Regions from separate parts of the Homo sapiens genome. Here region 2 is linked to region 1. The links are chromatin contacts, found by Hi-C in ENCODE. All regions are on one chromosome and are shown on one strand. Each heading gives the region's core, a stretch centred on a gene start or an enhancer-like site at or near the end of the contact. The rest is flanking DNA. Distances are from core to core; before and after follow the strand shown.

Evidence for each region. A loop is a pair of places that touch in the nucleus more often than their neighbours do. Pooled maps may share reads with other maps.
Region 2: a loop to region 1 is called in a pooled map, with 2.4 times the contacts of the local background. The contact joins the enhancer-like site here to the promoter of ARMC9 in region 1. A Hi-C loop is called at or near these places in 2 of 50 pooled maps.

Annotation. Positions count from the first base shown.
Region 1 is chr2:231,195,922-231,201,319 of GRCh38, forward strand. ARMC9 (armadillo repeat containing 9) reads left to right here and starts at 2,710. Exons shown (of 25, transcript NM_001352754.2): 1 at 2,710-2,777. RefSeq lists a silencer at 2,516-2,855.
Region 2 is chr2:231,292,995-231,298,563 of GRCh38, forward strand. It overlaps ARMC9 (armadillo repeat containing 9), which reads left to right. Exons shown (of 25, transcript NM_001352754.2): 19 at 3,204-3,259. Among named protein-coding and RNA genes, the nearest start is that of MIR4777, 67 kb to the right of the region's middle. Within about 2 kb of position 4,222, at least 4 of the 41 ENCODE cell types and tissues checked have a DNase peak (open chromatin) inside an H3K27ac peak, as active enhancers do.

The DNA.
Region 1 (5,398 bases), core at 1,460-3,959:
GGGCAACATGGCAAAACTCCGTCTCTATAAAAAGTACAAAAATTAGCTGAGCGTGGTGGCACATGCCTGTAATCTCAGCTATGAGGGAGGCTGAGGTGGGAGGATTGTTTGAGCCCAGGAGGCAGAGGTTGCAGCAAGCTGAGATTGCGCCACTGCACTCCAGCCTGGGTGACAGAGTAAGACCCTGTCTCAAAAAAATAAAAAATTTAAAAGACAGTTGATTGGAAGGATGCTGGAGGAGCTGTAAGAATAAGTGCAGCTCCAGGGAACTCAGATCCTGGGACCAGGGATTTGATGTCCCCAGCACTTTCTTTGCATTTCTCTAGGTAATGGCTTCATCTTCTCAGTCTTTCCCATGTAGTGAATGCTGTAGGCTGCCCTGGAGTCTCACTTTACAATAACCTGACCACACTTCAACAGCAAAATCCCAGGGAAGGACTATCATTGGCTTTGCTTGGCTCACATGCCCATCCTGGACCCATCACTGAGGCCAGAGGGATGGGGTAAGATTGGTCCAGTTTGGACCATCTGCCCATCCTGTGGTGAGGGATGGGGTATGTTACCAGAAGGGAGAGGGGAGGTAGACAGACAAAGACAATAGCCACCACAATGACCATAATCCCGGCAGTCAGGCAAATGCACTCAGGAGGGAAAGCAAAGCAGGTGGGGTGTTCACGGCAGCTCAGAGCCCAGGGTCCAGAGACACGGAGACCTGGGTTTAGTCCTGGTCTCCTCAGTGGTGTAAACTTTGAGGAGTTTCTTAATCCCGTATGCCTCATGTTGTTCATCTTGCCAAAGACAAAACAGACAGCTCTAATCTCAGCTAATCAACCATGAGACAAAGAATGAGAAGCTGAAAAGTCTGTCCTTGGCCTTGCCGGCAGACTCAGGCAGAAGGGAAAAGGTCTGCATTTGTCCTTGTCACAGGTAAACAAGGGGGTCATCCGTGCATCATATGGGAGGCATGAGAAAGACAGGACTGTGGGTCTGATGAAGTCATATGTGGAAGGGTAGTTCTTTCTGATAAGCTACTTCCCAGAACACAAAAGTGTGGAGGATTTTAGAAAACAAAAGGTTTGGGGGTGCGTGGGTGAGATTTCTTAACTGTGGCTGTTTTCTAAGAGCACACAGCTCAGGTTAATTACAACATTGTCAATCAGTAAAATGCTGAAAATATTATTCATCTCATAGATGTGGTGTGAGAATTAAAAACTTTTTTTTTTTTGAGACAGAGTCTCACTCTGTTGCCCAGGCTGGAGTACAGTGGCGTGATCTCGGCTCACTGAAACCTCCATCTTCCGGGTTCAAGGATTCTCCTGCCTCAGCTTCCCGAGTGGCTGGGACTACAGGCACATGCCAATACGCCCAGCTAATTTTTGTATTTTTAGTAGAGACAGGTTTCACCATGTTGGCCAGGCTGGTCTGAAACTTGTGACCTTAGGTGATCCATCTGCCTTGGCCTCCCAAGTGCTGGGATTACAGGTGTGAGCCACCGTGCCGGGCCTGGTGTGAGAACTAAAGAAAACAATCTATATGATTCACTTAGCACAATGCTGGGCACACATATAGGCTGCACGTTTTGCAAACAAAAATACAGAACAATATAACATCCTACATGCACAATAAAATGAAGCAGTTTTTGGGATTTACTTACACTAAAACATTATCTAAAATTTACATTTAACTGTGTGTTCTATATTTTGTCTGGCATCTCCCGGCATACAGTTGTGTTGACGATAAATATTATGGCCATGGATTGAAGATTTATTTTCAATCCATATTACCTGGACAGAAGATAGGGCTCTCTTCTACTAAATACAGCTTTTTTTCTTTTGGAAGACAATCCACTGGCAGGGTTGGGGACTGGGGAAGTGGTGGCCACAGCCCATCTTAGGGCTTCTTCAAAGGCGAGCTGACCTACCTTCTCCGTGCCCCATTCCCTGTCTCTGGCCCTGGTAGCCTCCTCCTTCTTGGAAGCATGGAGGTGGAAACACTGAGGTGGCAACGAGAGACTCCCACGGAATCTCAACGCCTGGAGGGGAGGGATTTTCTATCCATGGCCATCTCTTCACCCTCCAGCACAAAGTTGGGTGACTAGCAAGTGCTCATTCAGTGCTGATGAACTTCAGTTCAAAAGCATCAGGTGCAAAGAGAGGGAAGACGTGTGCTCCTGATTTATTTTTAATAGCCCACATTTGACATGGAAAACAAAAAGTTTCTCTGAAATCCTTGGAAACCGCTGCAGTGGGGCGGGACCCTGGTCCCCGGAGCTTTAATGCACATCTTGGGCGTCACTTTTGGTTCTAAGGTGGCCCCAGGTCCCTCCTTTAAGATGGGAATAACCATGCCTGACTCTTTCCCCACGGACACCACACTGTCCTAGTTTGTGTTCTCTACGCGACCACGAGCTCCTTGAGACAAGGGGTTGAGCCTGCTCCGGCTCATCCCGAGAGCCGGCGCAGCGACTGGCGCAACGAAAGGGAAATGAACGAATGAATGAACGAACGAAAGTGGAGTGGTGGAGAGGACCACAGAAGACGCGGTCATCCAGCGCGTGAACCTTCACCACTGCTGGGCTGTGGACCCTCACTTCCGCCGCCAGGAAGTTTCGGGGTCGCCCACCTTCCCTCCCAGGCTGCTCCGCGTCGGCGGCGCCCCGCGCGATTGGCTGCGCCGCCCCCACGTGACGCCGGGGTGGCGGCGGCGGTTGCCCGGGTGACGGCTGCGGAGGTGGCGGCCGGGCTGGGATAGCGCGAGTGTCCGCGGCCGAGCAGCAGGTAAGCGCGTCCCCGGATGCAGCCGGGCCACCCTCCGCCCGCCGTCCTGGTGCTGGGAGGAGCAGCGGTGCGTTTGGAGGGCCGAGGCTCTGCGGACCTCTTGTTCCGAGGAAAAACCCGACGCGCCCGCTCCGCCGCCGCCGGATGCTACCACTTCTCGCCTGCGGTCCAGGGATCTTTCTTCGGCAAGGGCCGAGGCGGCCGCCTGGACATCCCAAGAAAGGACAGGCCCAGCTGCTTCCCGCAAGTAGTCCCTGATCTTTGCTGCAGTGGGCCATACTTGGAGGGGGTCCCTCAAGCCATCCAGCTGGTGGTGGCGGCGCGAGCGGGTTATCCGGGATTTAGATCCCCCTGATAATCTCCATCTGCTAGCCGCGTTCCTGAGGCACCCAGTTGAAGTCCAGACTTCACCTAATCTTAGGAAAAACAGGATGCGTGCTATGCAGATTCGGCTTCCATACAAATCCCATAATCCCACCCGTTTGTGGGCCCTAAATCTTTCTTATATAGGAATTCAAAAGCTGCCGCTGCAATCCCCAAATGTAACTGGAAAAGTTTTTCTTAGTTTCCGCATAAAGGAGAGCACTGGTTCTCAAACTTGAGAGTGTGTAAAAGTCACTCAGGGAGCTTGTTTAAAAGGCAGATTTCTGGGCATGGTGCCTGCCACGGTGTTCAGTAAGACCAGGGTGGAGGCAGGAATTTTCATTTGCACAAGCGTGCCAGCTGATTCTGATTTAGGTGGTCCAGACTTTGGGAAATACTGTGTAGTGGTTCTTTTCAGCCGCTTAGTCACTTACTGTGGCTGTTGGGAGTGTGTCAGACTTCCTGGGCCTCAAATTGCCTCATCTGGAATGGGAAAATATAAACTATATTCACCTGTCAGGTTTACTATGAAGGTTAAATGTAAAACATTTTGCACATTGCCTGGCATACCATATACCTTCAATAAATGATACCTATTATGATATAAAAGTTTAGAGAAAATTCTGTAATTTCTTTTTCTTTTCCTTTTTTTGAGACGGAGTCTTTCCCTGTCGCTCAGGCTGGAGTGGAGTGGCATGATCTCGGCTCACTGCAACCTCCACCTCCTGGGTTCAAGCGATTCTCTTGCCTCAGCCTCCCTGGTAGCTGGGATTACAGGTGCAGACGCCACCACGCCCGGCTAATTTTTGTATTTTTAGTAGAGATGGGGTTCCACCATGTTGATCAGGCTGGTCTCGAACTCCTGACCTCAGGTGATCCGCCTGCCTCAGCCTCCCAAAGTGTTGGGATTACAGGTGTGAGCCACTGTGCCTGGCCAATTCTGTAATTTCTAAGAATGTTGAGTAATAGGATACCCAGCAGCACTCACATTCAATGACAGTTGATCACAGCAGATACTATTTAAACGGCTTAGGGAGGTCTACTCTAAGGAGGTGATGTTTATTAGGCACAGTGGTTAACCAGGTGAAGAGAGGGAAGAGTGTTCTAGGCGGAGAGAGTAATATGCGCAAAGGCCTTGAGGTTGGCCTCAAGGTTTCAAATTCTCAGAAACTCACTTTTCCCGTTCCAGGGCCTTTAAAATGACATCCCCTCAGCTCCGGCTTCATTTATTCATTATATGCCTTGAGTACCTTTCTTGCTTACTAGACACTCTGTTAGGTTCTGGGGATATGAAGTTGAAATACAGCTCCCTGTCTTTGTGAACAGGGTTATAAGAAGTGCCAGGTGCAGTGGCTCATGCCTGTAATCCCTGCACTTTGGGTGGGTGAATCGCTTGAGGTCAGGAGTTCAAGACCAGCCTGGCCAACCTGGTGAAACCCTGTCTCTACTAAAAATACAAAAATTAGCTGGGCGTTGGTGGCGGACGCCTGTAATCCCATATACTTGGGAGGCTGAGGCAGGAGAATCACTTGAACCTGGGAGGCAGAGGTTGCAGTGAGCCAGATTGCACCTTTGCACTCCAGCCTGGGCGGCAAAAGTGAAACTCCATCTCAAAACAACAAAATTAGCTGGGCGTCATGGCGCATGCCTATAACCCCAGCTACTTGGGAGGCTGAGGTGGGAGAATCACTTGAACCCAGGAGGTGGAGGTTGCAGTGAGCCGAGATCCCGCCACTGCACTCCAGCCTGGGCAACAGAGCTAAACTCCATCTCAGAAAAAGAAAAAAAAAAAAAAGCCTTGGTAGGGAAAGAAGGGAGGGGTTTTTCATGGAAGACTTCTTGAAAAGAGATTAAATCTGGCTTGGCTTAGAATCATGAGTCATGTTTGCCTGGGGGGGCAGAGCATACATCAACCACAGGCTTAGGATCCTGGAAGAGCTTGTTGCATGGGGGAATGGCCAGGAGTTCGCTGTTGGCAGGGTCCAGTGTGGGATTGGTGGAAGGGAGCAAGGAGAGGGATCAGGTAGGGGGAGGTGGATGGATTGGAGGCATGGTCCAGAAAAAGGCTGGAGAGGTGGGTGTCCCCCAGGAGCAGCTGCCTTTCTTCTCTCCCCTTTTGCATCTGGCAGGGCTGGTGTGGTGCATGGGGAGGTGTCCTCCCTGCTCCTCATTACTGCTTCCAGATCACTACCCACTCCTTCACAAACCCCAGCTCCTTTGAAGCACATGGCAGATGCCATACCCCTTGCCAGCCCTCC
Region 2 (5,569 bases), core at 2,972-5,471, 99 kb after region 1:
GAGCCTCACTGCCTGGGTCGCAGAAACGAGGGTGTCCAAGGGGCTCCCGATCAAAAGGAGGCAGCTGAGGAGAGCAGCCAGGGAGCTTTGAAACCTTTGTCCTTTTTAGGCTGGGTGCCCATTTGCCTTGAATATCTCTTCTTTGGGTTGTATGGAACAGCTATAATTCATCCCAAATTCAGGTGGGCAAAAATTAGAACTTTATTTTTTGCAGTAACTTCATTTCTGACTCTCAGCCCTCATTCTGGCATATTGAAAAAAATAAAAATAAGACCTGAACCTCAGTGCTGCCTGAGGTTGCTCTCCTGCCTTCTCTGGGTAGGCCACGGTGTGGGGGCGGAGGATTGTTGCACATCCGCGCCATAGTCATCAGCTGTGCCCAGCCCTCCCAGGCCAGGAGTTCTCTGCATTCAGCCTGAGAATCTTCTTCAAGGCCACCTGTGTGTTTTAGTCCACTGAGATACATCTGTCTCCTTGTCTTCCCTCCTTCCTGGCAGCCAAGAAGCAGGGTGCAGGCCCCCTTTACTCTCTGGCCCAAAAAACATCTTTTTCTCTTTTATAAGCCTTGCCCTTGGACCAGCCTGCTAGAGTGGGATAAGGGGACAATTTACACTTTTGTAAGGGATGTCTCTGGAAGAAATTGTGTTGGGCAGAGCTAAACCTTCTAACCCTGGGCATTCTGGAAGGCTTGGGAAATACCTACTTAGTTCAGTAAGTTACTGTTTAAATAAAGAGGGCCTAAAGTATTTATCTTTCTATCTCAAGCACCTAAGTTATTCTGTATCCATAGGACAGCGGCAGGAGCCCGCCACTTTGAAACAAAATTTTACAGTGATTGAACATTCAGATGGAAGACCAGACACACAAGTACCTCGGGACATCCATCACCAGCATCAAATCAAAGTGAAACCCAGGAGGAGAGCCTCCATCCTGTCTTCATCCTCAAGTGGAAATTAATAGCAGAGTACAAATTGTTGCTAGTGTATCAGTTCTTAAGATGTGTGAAATGGCATTGCCACCATCTTTATTTAGATTATTGGTTTCCTTGTTCTATTTCAGTAAACTTGAAAACATCTCTGTGGGTTTTCACACGTCCAAGTCCAATCACAGTCTTCTAGCACAATTTTTCCAGTAAAGTTTTAAGGTCTTCAAGTATTAAAATTCAAGTATATTTTAGCGACCTAACCCCACAGGTGGGGAAGGACTATTCTGGCAAAGCCTAAAGGAAAATTCCAGCTGGTGACATTGACAACGCCGGGTGAGCTGCCAACAGCAACAGCAGAGAGATTTGTCCCCTGGCTTGGGCCTGGACCACAATGCCAGCCCTCAGGGAGGGGAACCAGCACCAGAGAGACAACAGGGGCACCAGCCAGGTCACTGGGCAGGAGCAAGGCAGAGCCCCCGGGAAAGGAATGATACTGGCCATTCTAGCCCCACGTGTGTTAGATATCGGAGTGCGGGCACCTCATGGAGTGTGGACCAACTCAGGGAACAGGATGGGAGATAGTCATCCCAGAAAGGAGCTGAGGTCTACAAGGCACTTCACTTCTCAGGACAGGATTATTCTGGGTAGTGGGATGAGTCTGAGCCAGCAGGCCTTGAGGTTATGGGGTCAGGAGAAGGGGAGCTGGGCAGGAGGAGGCAGAGAAAGAGAAGCGTGGCTGGGCTGTCTGTGGCCTTACAAAATAGCCAAGAGTCTTAAAAAAGGCATTTCTGTATTCGAAAATGAGCGGTTTATAACTGATGAGTACAGCAGCACTTCCTGAAGGTGGAATGGTGTATGCTGTTGGTGGATAGGGAAGTTAGTCATTAAACTTCAGCCAGAAAGCAGAGTGGCATCACATCTTCATGCCTGCACAGTAGCTTTCTAGACTAAATGGCATTCCACAACAGTGCTGCGACCCGTGGGGCATGCAAGCCTCAGTGAGCAGGGGGACACTTTGGTGTCCCACTGGCCTCGGTCCAGTGAAGTCAGTGGAGTCCTTCCCTTTAGAACGAGCGTTGGGTTGAGAACATGGGTTTCTACATCTTCCCTCCTGGGAATGGTTTGGTGTTTGATCAAATGTGGGTGCACCCTGCCTGCCACTTTACAAGCTGGGTGCTCTCCTCAAGTATGGCTTTAGTTCCTTCTTTTCTCCTACTTCCCATTTGACTTCCTTTCTTCTTTCAGGCTTTCTTTACCTTCATGTCATTTGTTCAAGAAACAAGTGATAATAAGAAAGATGTAGTAGGGATAGAGGGAGGAGTAAGTCAGCTGCTCTGTCCCCAGGGACTCACAGTTCAGTGCAGTGGGTGAGAGACGAGTCAGTAAGCATTCATTCATTAGTAAGCAGCAATCTTCCAGAAGTGGCGTGAACTGTCAGGAGTTCTAGATAAAACGCTGAGTGTGTTCGGGGAGGAAGAGATGGCTGCTGAGCAAGGGGATCAGGGAAGACTTCGTGGAGGAGAAAGTACCAACACCTCTGCAGTGCCTGCTTCTTACCTGGCCCTAAGCCGGGCGCTTCCCTTGTGGTGTATTGTGAGGTCCTACCGACAACCCTGAGAAGTGGCTGGTACAACCCCCATTCTACAGAGGAGGAAGCCGGGGCTCTTTCTTTCTGTAACTCCTTTGTGCTACCAACTTACTGCTCTTTTGTAAATTCTTAAAAAGACCTAGCGATGAACCACAGAGCCTTCAGGAACCCTACCTGCCATGACCACCACCCATACCGCCCGTGGAAAAATCATGGAGTTTAGAGATAGACTCGGCTTGAATCTCAGCTGCCTGCCACTTACTGGAAGTGAGACCAAGAAGTCTCTCTTTCCTCTCTGTGCCTCTCTGTAAAATGGGGGATAATAGTCAACAACATATTTGTAAGGATTAAGTGAAATAACGGGTATGGCAGAATCTAGCATGATGCCTTGAAATAAATATTTACTTACTTTTCCCTAAATTCCCCTAAAATTATATGCTGGCTTTTAATTTTCCCCATGCTACTATAATCATGTTCTGGTAAAAATGGAGAGATTTACTATTTAAAATTGCTTAGGATGATCTCAGACAGTGACTGAAATGGTTGTGATTAGGATGGTTAGGAGCATGATGACTTTGATGTAACCTCATTCTCATTAAGGTGTTTATGTCTCTGCAGAGGCTGACAGATTCTGTGGACCAAGGCTCCCACTGTTTATCCATTATTCATTGATTCTTTTTTTCTTTATAGAAGAGCTACCAGATGGTGTTCTTGAATCTGATGATGATGAAGATGAAGATGATGAAGTAAGTTGGAGGTTCTTGACACCACATAGAAAACCCATACCAAACTATTCTCTCTTTCCTGCCTTGACAAGTTAGTCCAGAAATGGAGATTTTTCATTCCTGCTACACTATTTCTCACAATTCTGAGGGTTGGCTAAAGCTCAGCTGGGTGGTGGTTCGGGTCTCACTTGGGGTCTCATGTGGGGAGCCCAGCGGCCATGTTTGAAGACTCCCACACTCATTGGGTTCACAGCAGAGACGCAGCATTGCATGTCATTCGAGTTTCATGGGAAGCTGAACAATGACCATTCTTCTGTGTGAGCTTTTGCTCTGAAGGGGCACGAGCCTCGGCCTGTCTTCCTCACCGGTGGGAGTGCTGGGCGTGTAGGCGCCTGGCGAGAGTCTCTGGCGTGAGGGGTCCTGGGTTTAGTTCAGAGCTAACGGAACTGACCAGTTTTCTCTGTTATTTGCATTCTTTTGACTTGTGTTTCCTCAGCTGTGAAAAATCTACTTGCCTGGTGTTTTAGAGCATGAAGGTTTAGAAGTTAATGTATGCGAGTCTCTGAAATGATGTAAAGAATGGTGACTCAGGGACTGTAGTTGGATTTTCAGATGACAAGATTTTACATGGTTTTCCTTCAGATACCTAGGAAGAAAAGACCTGTTGTCCCCTCTGGTCATCCTTGATTTGCCTGCCTTCATTTGCAGGGAGCAGTTACTCCTGCAGTGAATGCTGGAACATTTTCATCTATTTTGGGGGGAGCATTCACTGAAAAAGTGGATGTCAGAGGATGTTTTTTTGTTTGGAGTCGTGGCCTATCAGCTTGTAAAATGTGTAAAAGCCAGGTTTTTGATCACTGATGGCATCAGTTGGGAAAGAGGTATTTAAGAGCCCCTGCCAGAGAGGATCTGCTAAGATCTGCTGGGAGATGCTTCCTCAGCAGGCGGCCTCTGTGGCTGCCGTTTTCTTCACAGGCTGCAGGTGGCATCAGCGGGTACGTGCTCCTGCTGGCTCTTCCTGCCTTGTCCAGCAGTGCAGAGCTTGACCTCCAGATAGGGGTCCTGGCCCCTATCATCTTCTCCAGGCCCCTTTGTTTACAAAGGTGGAGGCAGAGGGAAAAACACCAGCTTGAGCTCACACAGAGAGTTGATGGTGGTAAAATTGGGTTTAGAACAGGAGTCGGCAGACACTTTGTGTAAAGGAAAAGATAGGAACTATTTTAGGGCTTGCAGGCCACACAGTCTCTGTTCCAACCACTCAATTCTGCCATTGTAACACGGTGGCTGTCAGCAGTACATAAGTGGCTGAACGTGGCTGTGTTCCTGTAAAACTATTTATGGACGCTAAAAATTTGAATTTCATACAATTTTTGCATGTCATTAAATATTCTTTCAAATACTTAAAAACACAAAAATCATTCTTAGCTGGCGAGCATAGGAAAGCAGGCACCTGACTCGTGGGCCATTGTTTGCCAGCCCCTAGGCAGTTCCCGGACTTGGGCAGCCTTCTCTTGATTATAATGAGTCACCACCTTTGTGCCTGGCCCTTCAATATCATTCTAAATGATAGTTTAAATTAATATTTAATTATTTGTTTTTAACAACTTTTTTTCATTGTGTCCTAAAGTTTGTCTCGAGATCTGTTTTCTTCCCTTCTTGTATCATCCCTTTGGGTTTTTCGGTTTGCTTTGGTTTTTCATTTTGCTTTGTTTTTGCTATAAATCCTGTTTTTATCTTATAAGGGAAAATTCATTTTGTTCAACTGTTCTAGTTAATGATGAGAACTCAATTTCTGGAAATTTCATTCTGAAAGCAATTGTCTACTGTAAATGAACAAATACAGAAGTCTTATAATTTTCTGGACTTTTGCTACTCTTTTAAGAGGTTGATGTTTGAAAATACTTGTGATAACTAGAATTTTCAGAAGATTTCTAGAAGAGGTTTAGTTGGAAAATTATAAGGAAAAGATCTGTCATTTGGGCCAAATGGGACTCTGTGATGAACCCCGGGCAGCAGATGGGGGCTCCTTCTCCCAGGTAAGCCTCACTGCGCATCACCGGTGCCAGCCGGGGCAGTCCGGGCACAGCCGGTCTTGCCTGGATTTTACTCAGCTTTCACCGGAGGCTAGCATTACGTTTATAACTGTCTTTCAAAGTTGGAGGGAAAAAAGAGAGTGACAGATCTTAGGCTAAAGAAAATTTCTAAGAATCCTTTGAGAAGTAGCACTGTTGTTGGAATGTGGTTATCACTTCCCAAGGTGACAGCTCTGAAGGAGACAGCAAAATTATTTGCAAGGTGTTGGAGTCATACCTTATCTTGCTTAGCAGTGTA